2 separate regions of the Homo sapiens genome follow, and region 2 is linked to region 1. Evidence: chromatin loops called from intact Hi-C (ENCODE). Cell type or tissue: PC-3. All regions are shown on one strand. Links, peaks and the distances in the headings refer to the core of each region. The heading gives the core; the rest is flanking DNA.

Region 1 (5,585 bases), core at 303-5,302:
ATTTTTTAAATTTTTTAGAGACAGGGTCTTTCTCTGTTGCCTATGCTGGAATGCAGTGGCATAATCATAGCTCACTGTAACCTTGAACTCCTGGGCTCAAGGAAGGCATCTTCCTGCCTCAGCCTCCTGAGTAGCTGGGACTACAGGCCCATGCCACCCTGCCTAATTTAAGTTTTTTTTTTTTTTTTTGTAGAGCTGGGGTCTTCCTATGTCTTCCAGGCTAGTCTTAAACTGCTGGCCTCAAGTGATCCCCTCACCTCAGTCCTGGAAAGTGCTATGATTTAACAGCATGAGCCACTATGCCCAGCCAGAAAAATAAATTTCATTGTTTGAACTTGGCTGCTGTTTGACTCTCCACCTTCCTCTCTCCTTCAGATGGCTCCTTCCCACTCTGTGCTCCAAGCAGAATGAGTTACATGCAGTACTTACAATTTATCACATTCTCTCTTGCCACATGCTATTTCCTCCGCCTGGTACTCTTTTCTGCACCACGTTTATGTAGTACTTCTATTTTTAGGATTCAGCTGAAGCACCATCCCTTTTGAAAGTTCTTTTGACCACATAGTCTGATTTAGGTGCTTACTACTTCCAGGGTCGTCCTGGCCACGTGGCATTGCAATACTCTATTTCCTGGTTTGCATCTCCCACTGGACTGTGCCGTGCCTGTCTCAATGCTCTGTGTCTAGCACATTGCTTGCACAGGGGAGGTGCTCAAAAATGTTTGCCATAAGATGAACTATACCTTGGAAGATACTGCCATAAGAGAGACATACTGAAAATTGCCAACTGATTTGTATCTCTCTGGCTTTTCTAAGGGTATCTCTTATTTTTATTGTGGTAAAATATATATAACAGAAATTTTACTATCTTAACCATTTTAAGTGTACAATTCAGTGACATTAGGTACAGTCACGCTGTGCATTCATCACCACCAGAACTCTTTTCATCTTGCAAAATTGAAACTCTGTGCCTATTAAACAGTAATTCCCCATTCCCTCCCTCCCCAGCCCCTGGCAACCCCCATTCAGTATTTGTCCTCTTGTGATGGGTTTGTTTCACTTAATATAATGTCATCAAGGTTCATCCATGCTGTAGCATGGATTATATAATATAGTAATATATCCATGCTACAACATGGATATTTAAGGCTGAATAATATCCCATTGTATGTATTACCACATTTTGTTCTTCCATTCATCCATCCATTCATCCATCTTTGGGCACTTGGGTTGCATCCACCTGTTTGGCTGCTATGAACATGGTATAGCTCTGTGTTTTAAAACATGGCAAGTCTGTCTTTGTGCTATCCATTCAATACCACACAAAACTATACTTCTAATAACTGGAATTCTTTTTGTGAATTTTATTTAAATAGTTTTTGGGGAACAGGTGGTTTTGGTTACATGGATAAGTTCTTTAGTGGTGATTTTTGAGATTTTGATGTACCGGTCACTGAAACAGTGTACACTGTACCCAATGTGTAGTCTTTTATCCTTTGCCCCCCTCCCATTCTTCCCCCCAAGTCCCCAAAGTCCATTATATCATTCTTTTGCCTTTGTGTCCTCATAGCTTAGCTCCCACTTATAAGGGAGAACATATGATATTTGGTTGTCCATTACTGAGTTACTTCACTTAGAATAATGGTCTCCAGCTCCATCCAGGTTGCTGCAAATGCCATTATTTCATTCCTTTTATGGCTGAGTAATATTCCATGGTAGAATGTTACTTTTGTTTATCTACTTGTTGGTTGATGGGCATTTAGGTTGGTTCCATATTTTCGCAATTGCAAATTGTGCTGCTATAAACATGCATGTGCAAGTGTCCTTTTCAAATAATGACTTCTTTTTATTAACACCCTGTAGTTAATAACCTGAATTCTTTATAGCTTGCATTCTGAAACATTTTTCTCGAACTATCCGCCTTCTGGCCTGTTCCAGTCATTCTGGCTTTCATCTTGATTTGTTTTTCTTAAAACTTTCTCCAGCTTCCCTCTGCATCTGTGATTCGTGCTCTGCTTCTTGTTTGTGGCTTTGGATCAATAATGCTACAGATCCAGTCTAATTAATCATGGATCAAAAGCTAAAGCATCCTTCCCCCAGATGGTTTATTATTAATACCACCCAGAAAAATAATTTATAATTTAATTCTCTACCTCATAGAGTTTGGGATCCTTGGTAGAATGTGTTCCCTTCCCCTTTTCTTCTTCGCTATTTCCTCCTCTTCCTCTCCATCAAAAGTGGCTTTATCTCCACCTTTGCAGCTGACAGCAACCCTCCCATGCTCCGTTGATGAAGCCCTCCTTTCTTAACCCCTCGTCCATATGGCTCTCCCTCCACCCTGCTCCATCTCCTGTGATCTCAAGGCCTCGGAGAAATGATCTCAAGGCCTCGGAGAAATGAAAAGTGACCTTTGGTATTTGAGACAACCAATAGCAAAATATAGCTCCCACTTCCAACAGCCCATATTGGTGGGGGAGGGATTTGCTTCATACGTGGTCTGTGTTGGGCCATTCTCCTTCTCCATGTTTTCTCTGTTCTTACAGCACCATCTTTTTGCCTCATTTCTTTGCTCTACTCTATTCCTCCCCCATCATCGTCTGGTGACTCACACTGTAATCCTAGCACTTTCGGAGGATCACCTAAAGTCAGGAGTTTGAGGCCAGCCTGGCCAACATGGCAAAACCCCGTCTCTACTAAAAATACAAAAATTAGCTGGGCGTGGTAATGGGCGCCTGTAATCCCAGCTACTCAGGAGGTTGGGGTGGGAGAATCACGTGAACCTGGGACCGGGAGGCTGCAGTGAGCCAAGATGGTGCCACTGCACTCCAGCCTGGGCAACAGAGCGAGACTCCGTCTCAAAAAACAAAACAAAACCAAAAAAAAAACCCCGAAGTACTACTGACCTAATGCTATGTAACACAGTTTACAGAAGGCTTTAGTGTAACATGGAGAGAAGCTGTAGCATGAAAGAAAACAGGCAATGGCTAACTACTGAATCAAATCCTAGACAATATTGTTCTTAAATGACCTTTGACTTTCTTCTCCTGGGAATTCCTCCTGATAATCTTTTCCTCTAGGCTCTACTAATCTGTTCTGTTGCTCAACCATCCTTACTGTTAGGAAGCCAGAAGCCCCAGAGCCTAGAAGGTAAACTCACATCACTGGCCTAATCCAATTTTTCCCTCATGGAGGAGTCAGCCGTAGATAAATTTGCTGCCTACTAGCTTCACTCTGTGCCATTCTGACTCACCTGGATGGCATCAGGCAGGATAGAGGAGGCATTCTAAACATTTCTCTTTGAACAAAGTTCATTTGGAATCAAGTTGTATACCAAATTTTGTAATGCAAGTCTTAGACATATGGCAAGGGAACATCTGAAATGTTGACTCACTCTATCAAAATGTCAACATCAGTAAGTAGTTAATGAGATTTTTATGAGATTTAATGAGTAAGTGTAATATAGTGCAAGATTTTTAAAGCATTTTAAAAAAGTCTTTGGACAATTTTGTTCGAATCATCTCAAAAGTTATCTTAACACAGATAGTGATTATGACAGCTGCTCCCTGCATGGGAGGGAACACAACAATGGCACAAAAATTATTCAAGGCTGATTATACTGAGTCTGCATCATTGAACATTTTCTCTCTATGGAGAGGGTCTTCAGTTTGTTGCTTTTTCAGCTAACTAATCAGCTTCCTGTTCCTTTCTCACATTTGGCAAATTAATTTTCAGGACAAATCATGTCTGCAGTTTCTAAGGAAACTACAGGGGCTCAGATTTCTCCCGGATGAGTTACAGGGTGGGTTGATGCAGAAAGGAGTGCTCTGTGAGGTGCTCACCAAGCCCCATCCCACTGTGTACCCTAATTGACTCCTGTATGTCCAGCCATGGCATCGTATAAGATAGAGCCAGTATTTGTAGCCCTTACCTGAGAACTTCACTTGTTCTGTTATCATGAGATTTTTTTGTTAACTGGCAGTGCTAGGCTGACCTTGTTATTGCTGCTTCTTTGATATTTCTACCAGTACCTTGTTTGTACTAGTAGTTAAATAATGGAAGAAGAGTTTTTGGAAATGATGGACATTTTGTTCAGTTGGTAACTTAAATGGGGGCTGTGAACAAGTCTACTTTCAGAACTTCCAAAATGTTTTGATCCTGCTAAGATACAAAATACCTGATTATATTTTATTGACTTAGTAGATAGAGTATGGCTTTCAAGTGAGACAGACCTGGGTTCAAATCTCAACTTCACCACTTAGTAATTGCATGACCTTGGAAAAGTTATTTAACCTTCTGGTCAGTTTGTTCATTCATTTGTTCATTCTTTTTTCTTTCCTTCCAGAATAAAATAATTAGAAAAGTGCAAGGAAAAATATAATAATTTCCAATATTCTAACTACCTAGAATTATCTACTTATATTTATATGACTATATTTTCCTTTAGTTGTTTTTTTCCTATGCCTAGGAAAAAATTACCCTATTGATATATGCATACACTCCCCTTTTACTTCTTGTTTCTTGGGTAATAATATATACTTTGTTGGGCTAAACAAGATAAAATAATTAAAGCATCCTGCCCAGTGTCTGATCCACAGTAAACAATTGGTATATGGCAGTAGTTGTTATTATTGTTAATCCTCCTCCTATATTTGCGCATCTCTGTTAGCAAATATAGTCCTGGCAAATCAACAAACTTATAAAAATAATTGTTTTTGGACAAACTATTTCTCTTCCCACGATATATTTGTAAGCCACAACTGGAAGAATTGGTGTTAATACGTGTAGGAATGTAGAATACATTGTAAAACCTATTTATATTGCAAATAATGAAAATGTATTCAAGACCAGACCTTTTTCATAAATGATGGACTGCACTTGGTAAACTTTAAAAAAAATGGTTGAACCAAATTTTAGAAAATTGCATGCATTATTTAAAAAGTTATGATGTTGGAGAAATAGAACAATTGAGAAGAAAATTACTCACTTAAACTTTGCTGTGAAAGATTGATTTTTTTTTTTTTGCTTGCAGTGATCTTGCAAAACCAGTGGCTACGGAGTAATTAATGCTGGGGCTTTATTAATTTATGAAGAGCAGAAAAGGGTTGGCTTGTCTGCATCGTAGCTCATTCTTCTCAAGTAACATGTTAAAAAAAATCAAGATGCTGAAAAATTGGAGCAATTTGTCAATTTAAACAAACGTTCTTTTTATGGGCTTCCTGGAGTGATCTTGCATTAAATTTCTAGGTCAAATTGGGTGGTAACGAAAATAAAGAGCAAAGAAGCTTGGGTGACCTGGCGGCATTGTTGGTAATCTATGACAAATGTTGTAAGGTAGGTTTAAATGTCCTTAAAAATATTGTAGGGTTGGACATGGTGGTTCAAGCCTGTAATCCCAGCACTTTGGAAGGCCGAGATGGGCAGCTCACTTGAGCCCAGGAGTTTGAGACTAGCCTGGCCAACATGGTGAAACCCCGTCTCTACTAAAAATACAAAAATTAGCCGGATGTGGTGGTGCACGCCTGTAGTCCCAGCTACTCGGGAGGGTGAGGCAGGAGAACTGCTTGAACCTGGGAGGTGGAGGTTGCA
Region 2 (5,585 bases), core at 293-5,292, 66 kb after region 1:
AATAGGAGTCTGGTCATAGCCGCAGGTGGTCAATGATAATGCCATCGACAGTGCCTTCTAGGAGAACAAAGCTTTTTTGTTCGTTTGTTTTGAGAAGGAGTCTCACTGTATTGCCCAGGCTGGAATGCAGTGGCGCAATGTCAGCTCACTGCAACCTTCACCTTCCGGGTTCAAGCAATCTCCTGCCTCAGCCTCCCAAGTAGCTGGGACTACAGGCATGCACCATCACACCTGGCTAATTTTTGTATTTTTAGTAGAGACAGGGTTTCACCATGTTGGCCAGGCTGGTCTCGAACTCCTGGCCTCAAGTGATCCTCCTGCCTTGGCCTCCCAAAATGCTGGAATTACAGGCATGAACCACGGCACCTAGCTGAGGACAAAGCTTTTGGTGCTTTTCAGTTTTCAATTGGCTTTCGAAGTCCATTGAGGACACAGGAGTGGTTTTTCACCTGTAGGGCTAGATGCTGGATAGCTGTGATTTCACTGCATTCTCACTACCTTTTTATCACTTCTGTCATTCTGCTGGATCTCACTTCATAATATGCAGTGTGTTCTTTTCCTACCTCTCAGAGGCTGACAGATGATAATCCATATGGTCATAGTGTTTGTTGTATTATTTTTTTTAAATCTGCAAAGATTTTTCTAAGTACAGTAACTCAGAGGTTGCTACTCAGAGCCAAGAGCTCTCTGTAAAAAAAAAAATTAGGGAGTCCAGGCTCTGATTAGGAATGAGGGGTCAGATGTTCCTTTTTGTATCATCACCCTGTGGTCCCTTCCTCTTTAAAGAAGAGCGCATTGGTATTCCAGGCTCTTCGGTTGAATTCAGTTTCTGCTGTCTTCAGTCACATGACTCTGCCCCTCCCTGGGGAACACATGGGAAGGGATGTGGTAGACGGGGCTGGGAGGACCTCTAAGTGATTTCTGTTCCAAGATGGATGTGTTTCTTTGTGGTACACTTCATACTACCTTTCAACATTTCTTTCAGACAAAGGGCCAGTGACCAGCATTCTCCCGTCTCAGGTAAACAGTTCTCCAGTTATAAACCACCTTCTTTTAGGAAAGAAGATGAAAATGACTAACAGAGCTGCCAAGAATGCTGTCATCCACATCCCTGGTCACACAGGAGGGAAAATATCTCCTGTCCCCTACGAAGACCTTAAGACGAAGCTCAACTCCCCGTGGCGAACTCACATCCGAGTCCACAAAAAGAACATGCCAAGGACCAAGAGTCATCCGGGCTGTGGGGACACCGTAGGGCTGATAGATGAGCAGAACGAGGCCAGCAAGACCAATGGGCTGGGGGCAGCAGAGGCATTCCCCTCTGGTTGTACAGCGACAGCTGGGAGAGAAGGCAGCAGCCCTGAAGGCAGTACCAGGAGGACGATCGAGGGGCAGTCTCCGGAGCCGGTGTTCGGAGATGCTGATGTGGATGTGTCTGCAGTTCAGGCGAAGTTGGGAGCCCTGGAACTGAACCAGAGGGATGCTGCAGCTGAAACTGAGCTCAGGGTGCACCCACCCTGCCAGCGGCACTGCCCAGAGCCGCCGAGTGCACCCGAAGAAAACAAAGCCACCAGCAAAGCTCCCCAAGGCAGCAACTCAAAAACCCCCATCTTTAGCCCTTTTCCCAGCGTCAAGCCCCTGCGGAAATCTGCTACTGCCAGGAACTTGGGATTATATGGCCCTACAGAAAGAACCCCAACTGTGCACTTTCCTCAAATGAGTAGGAGCTTCAGCAAACCCGGCGGTGGAAACAGTGGCACTAAAAAACGATGATGTCTCCCCGAAACTTTGTATCTGGACTCACCTTTTCACAGTAGTATAAGGGTTGCAGCTGAATGGCTCTAAAAGAGTTTTATTTGTCCAGTGAAAATGAATAGGTTCAGGGATGAGCAACAGCCCATAAAAAATGGGAACTGGAAGTTTTATAATAGGAGTTAGAACAGGGCTGTTTTCCCAGCTACTTGCTAACTGACGAAGTGGATTCTTGTGGCAAAATAAATATTGTGGTTTTATAGTGTGAAGTTTTCCCAATTTTTCATTGTGAGCTGTTTAAAAAAGACTATATCTAGATTGTTAACTCTCGTCCATCCTTCTGTTCTGGGGGCCTTCAGAGTCCCTGTGACAGCACCCCCAAACCTTCCAGTTCTCTGGGTGTTACTAATACTCAAGCATGCACATACCAGCTTGCTAGGACAGAAACTGTAAAAAGAAAGTAAGTTTCTTCGTTACAAAAAACTTCCTGATTTTCCTTTTCATGCTTTACGGAGGGGATTGTGTCGTGTGAGATTTCCCACAGTACCAGTTTCAAATTTTTTTTTTATTCTTATGCTAAATCATAGGAGAAAAATCTAGATAGCCTTTCTTTAACTGTCTATTTCTACCTGCAAAATGAAGAAAACCTTTCATCTGTTGAAATTTCAATCGATAACCCAGCTGAAGATCTTATGCACAGGACACACTTGGCATATGCTTTACGCAGTTGCTCCGGACAGCTTGCTCGCGCCACTGAGCTTTTCCTGAGGTTTGTGTTCGCCTCTCAAGGAGAGCTTTGATCCTCAGTGGTACGGATGACTTGATGGGCTCCATGCGGAGCCTGGCCTGCATCCCCCACCACACAGCTCACTCACCCACCAGCTCTAGACTGCAGACGCACAAGGCCTCTGCTCAGAAGCCAGAACACAGCACCTGTGACTCTGTTACTTGAATTTTGTGCTTTTTGATTGGAGTCCTTTGTTGAGTACTTTGTTAATTGAACACTGCCTTTCTCTGGAGAAGGCCCCAGTGCTTTCTAGCTCCCTCTCACTCCTGCCCTTTCTAGCTCTCTCTCACCCAGCGGGTCAGGGATAGCACCTCTTGTCTCCACTATGCAGATGGGAACTCTGAGCCACACAGAGGTGAAGTAGCACTTCAGTTACTCAAGGTCAGTACTCTCGGTATTCCAAGTGACTTAGCCACATTTCCTTCAGTGCAATAGGTGGGTTTAATGCTCTTTGTACACAGATGTATTGGCTACATAGCGTGTAAAAACCAAGACTGGGAAGCCATTCACTAAAATCCCTCCTGACTCAAAGGACCTGTCTCCAGATGGTACAGAGTCCCTTGATGGCATTTTACAAAACCAGCTCTGACTTCCTTATCCTGAACAGGGAGTTTATTTTAAAAATGCTTCATGCACCTGTTATTTGGCTGAACAGAAGGCTCACTCCTCAATCCCCTTCTCCTCGCCATCATTAGAGGAATAGACTCAGCCTTCATGTTTGTCTCTGGAAGACGATTGGCGATACTTGCAGGAATATTGTTGATGCAGCCAATATTAATTTGAGCTAATGGATTGTTAATTCTGAAACGAAAACTGTAACTGTAGAGCAGGCTTTTACTATGAGAGGTACTACTTTTTATAATAGAGAATGTGGTTGTGTGGGCTTTTTTTGAACAGAAAACACAACAATGACCTATACCGTGAGAAAAGCCATTTTATCTTCTTCGTGGTATTTTTACCCCCAAAGGAACTGAAGATGGAAAATATGACTAATAAGTTATTGCAGTTTTGGTCTTGAATTCTGTGCCATCTGAAGTTAGCATCCAGCTTCTTAAAAAGCAGCCACGCCTACAGCCTGTTTTTTGGGAAGGCTGTAGGTGGAGAGATGGGCTTATTTTGCATACCACCCTCAGGGCCCAGAGACCCACTGCATTTTCCAAAGTTAAGCAAATGACACCATTTTCTTCCATCAGCTAAACTTTACAGATAATAGTGTTTCCACCTCATATCCTTTTCTTTGCCCCTTCTCAAATGAGTCAGAATAGTCATGTTCCCCTTGAGGGATGTCTGACTTGAATGGAGAATTGTTCTTTCCTCTCTTGAATCAGCTCACTAGCTCCCTGATGGTCTGGGTTCAAGGAAATGGTTAATGAGGTAGAGGCCACTTATACAAGTCCTTGGGATTGTACCATTGCTGTCCACAAACTTAGTATCAACAACACATGCTGTGCCCTGTGAACACTCTCCTCTCACCTATTTCCAGGGTTGGTCTTCCTGAGAAGGGGATGGATGAGGTAACACACAGTTTGGGATACGTATCTGTTGAATGAATGAATAAGTGAAAGGATAATAGTCCTCTGAGGTAAAAATGGCCTTGTCAGAATTTTGAAAATCCAACAGATTCCTATTAAAGCACTCTGTGTACCAATAACATGCATGCATTGTACCAAGTAATCACAATGTGAATTGGTCAATTTATGAGCCTTGCCTACTTTAGAAAATAAAGAAACCTGCAGTAGCCTCTACCACACAGCATGTACAAAGACCAGTATGGACTTGCTATCTTCCCTATGTATTGGACACTGTATGCAAACACCAGAAGTACTTAACAAGTAGTGGTTTCTTGATTTTTAGATATGTCTGTAGCCTCTTAGCCCTTTTGCCGGGAATCAACTCATTCTGATGCCTCTGCACCTCAGTTCCTCTTACAAAAGCCTCCAGATGATCTAAATCTAGTTAGCAATGTCAGCCTGTGGACTGCAGCTGTTTGGGACATTGTATTCCTTTGTTTGTCTCTTGTTGTTCTGAAGGATTGTATTGATCACAAAGCTATATGCATAAAGATTCTCATTGTTGTAACTGTTCTGCCATTTTCTGAGTGCAAGCATGGAACACTGTTGTGACAGTCCCTTCTCCCTTCTTCCTTCTTCCTTCACCCCCAACCCCAGACCCCCCTTGGTCACATGAACCAGGGAAACAGCCCAATAAGCTCTATCTCCCCCAGTCTAATCGCTGGGTTGCAGGGTGGCCTGTGACCTGCCCAGCATTTGCAGACTCGCTGGTTCCTGAATATGAGTAAGCACAGAGTTTACCTAGAGAGTTTACCTAAAATTAACCTTTAGATCTACTATTTATTTTTGTCTTAATAAAATGAACAATAAATATAGTTTAGCTGCATGGCATTAAGGATTCTGTATGAATAGATGTATAGTTGCTGCCATCTCCCCATATAAAAACTCTCTTTACATCGTTTCTGAGCCACTTTCTTTGCTGTCTGCAGCATTTAAAATATATTATTTTTCCTAATTAGAAAAGTCACAGGTTTTAGAAAATTGGGAAAACAAAAAGAGCATAAAGAATCATCAATACTCTGATATAGATATAGATCTTTCCAGTACGTTTGTGTATGTGTGTACACGCCATTATCTACAAAAAAGTTATGTTGAACATGGTAGTTTAAGCTGTCTTTCTGGTAAATGCTCTTATACAATATGATTTTTAGTGACTAATATTCCCTAATGTGTTCATGCCAGAATTCACATAACCAGTACCTTGTCAAATAGGAGGTTTCTGATTAGATAGTAGTAGAGACAGTATCCTGTTACATGTATGTACATAGCCCGAATTATTTTCTTAGGATATGCGTATAGAAGTGGAGTTGAAGGGTCAGGAAATATGTCCATTTTTAAGATACATATATCTCCAAATTGCCATTCTTAAAGGTTGGAGTTATACAAGTAGTGAATGAGAATGCCTGCTTCTCTACATCCTGGAAGAGGCAGCAGTCTCTTTCCTTTTTTTTCCTTTCTATGACTTCTAGTGTGGA

The links. Peaks named below come from ENCODE experiments on the same cell type or tissue, not always from the same donor. Only the 100,000 strongest peaks of a DNase experiment are listed, where the experiment ranks them.
Region 2: a loop joins it to region 1, with 5 times the contacts of the local background. A loop is called at or near these places in 4 of 110 quality-filtered maps.

Annotation. Positions count from the first base shown.
Region 1 is chr12:64,807,747-64,813,331 of GRCh38, forward strand. It overlaps a transcript of TBC1D30 not described here. Among named protein-coding and RNA genes, the nearest start is that of TBC1D30, 14 kb to the right of the region's middle. In PC-3, for the core only: no CTCF peak of the experiment used is centred there; a DNase peak (open chromatin) is centred at 3,275; H3K27ac peaks cover 1,598 bases.
Region 2 is chr12:64,874,016-64,879,600 of GRCh38, forward strand. TBC1D30 (TBC1 domain family member 30) reads left to right here. Exons shown (of 12, transcript NM_015279.2): 12 at 986-5,585. The coding sequence ends at 1,773. Among named protein-coding and RNA genes, the nearest start is that of LINC02389, 7.0 kb to the right of the region's middle. In PC-3, for the core only: no CTCF peak of the experiment used is centred there; no DNase peak of the experiment used is centred there.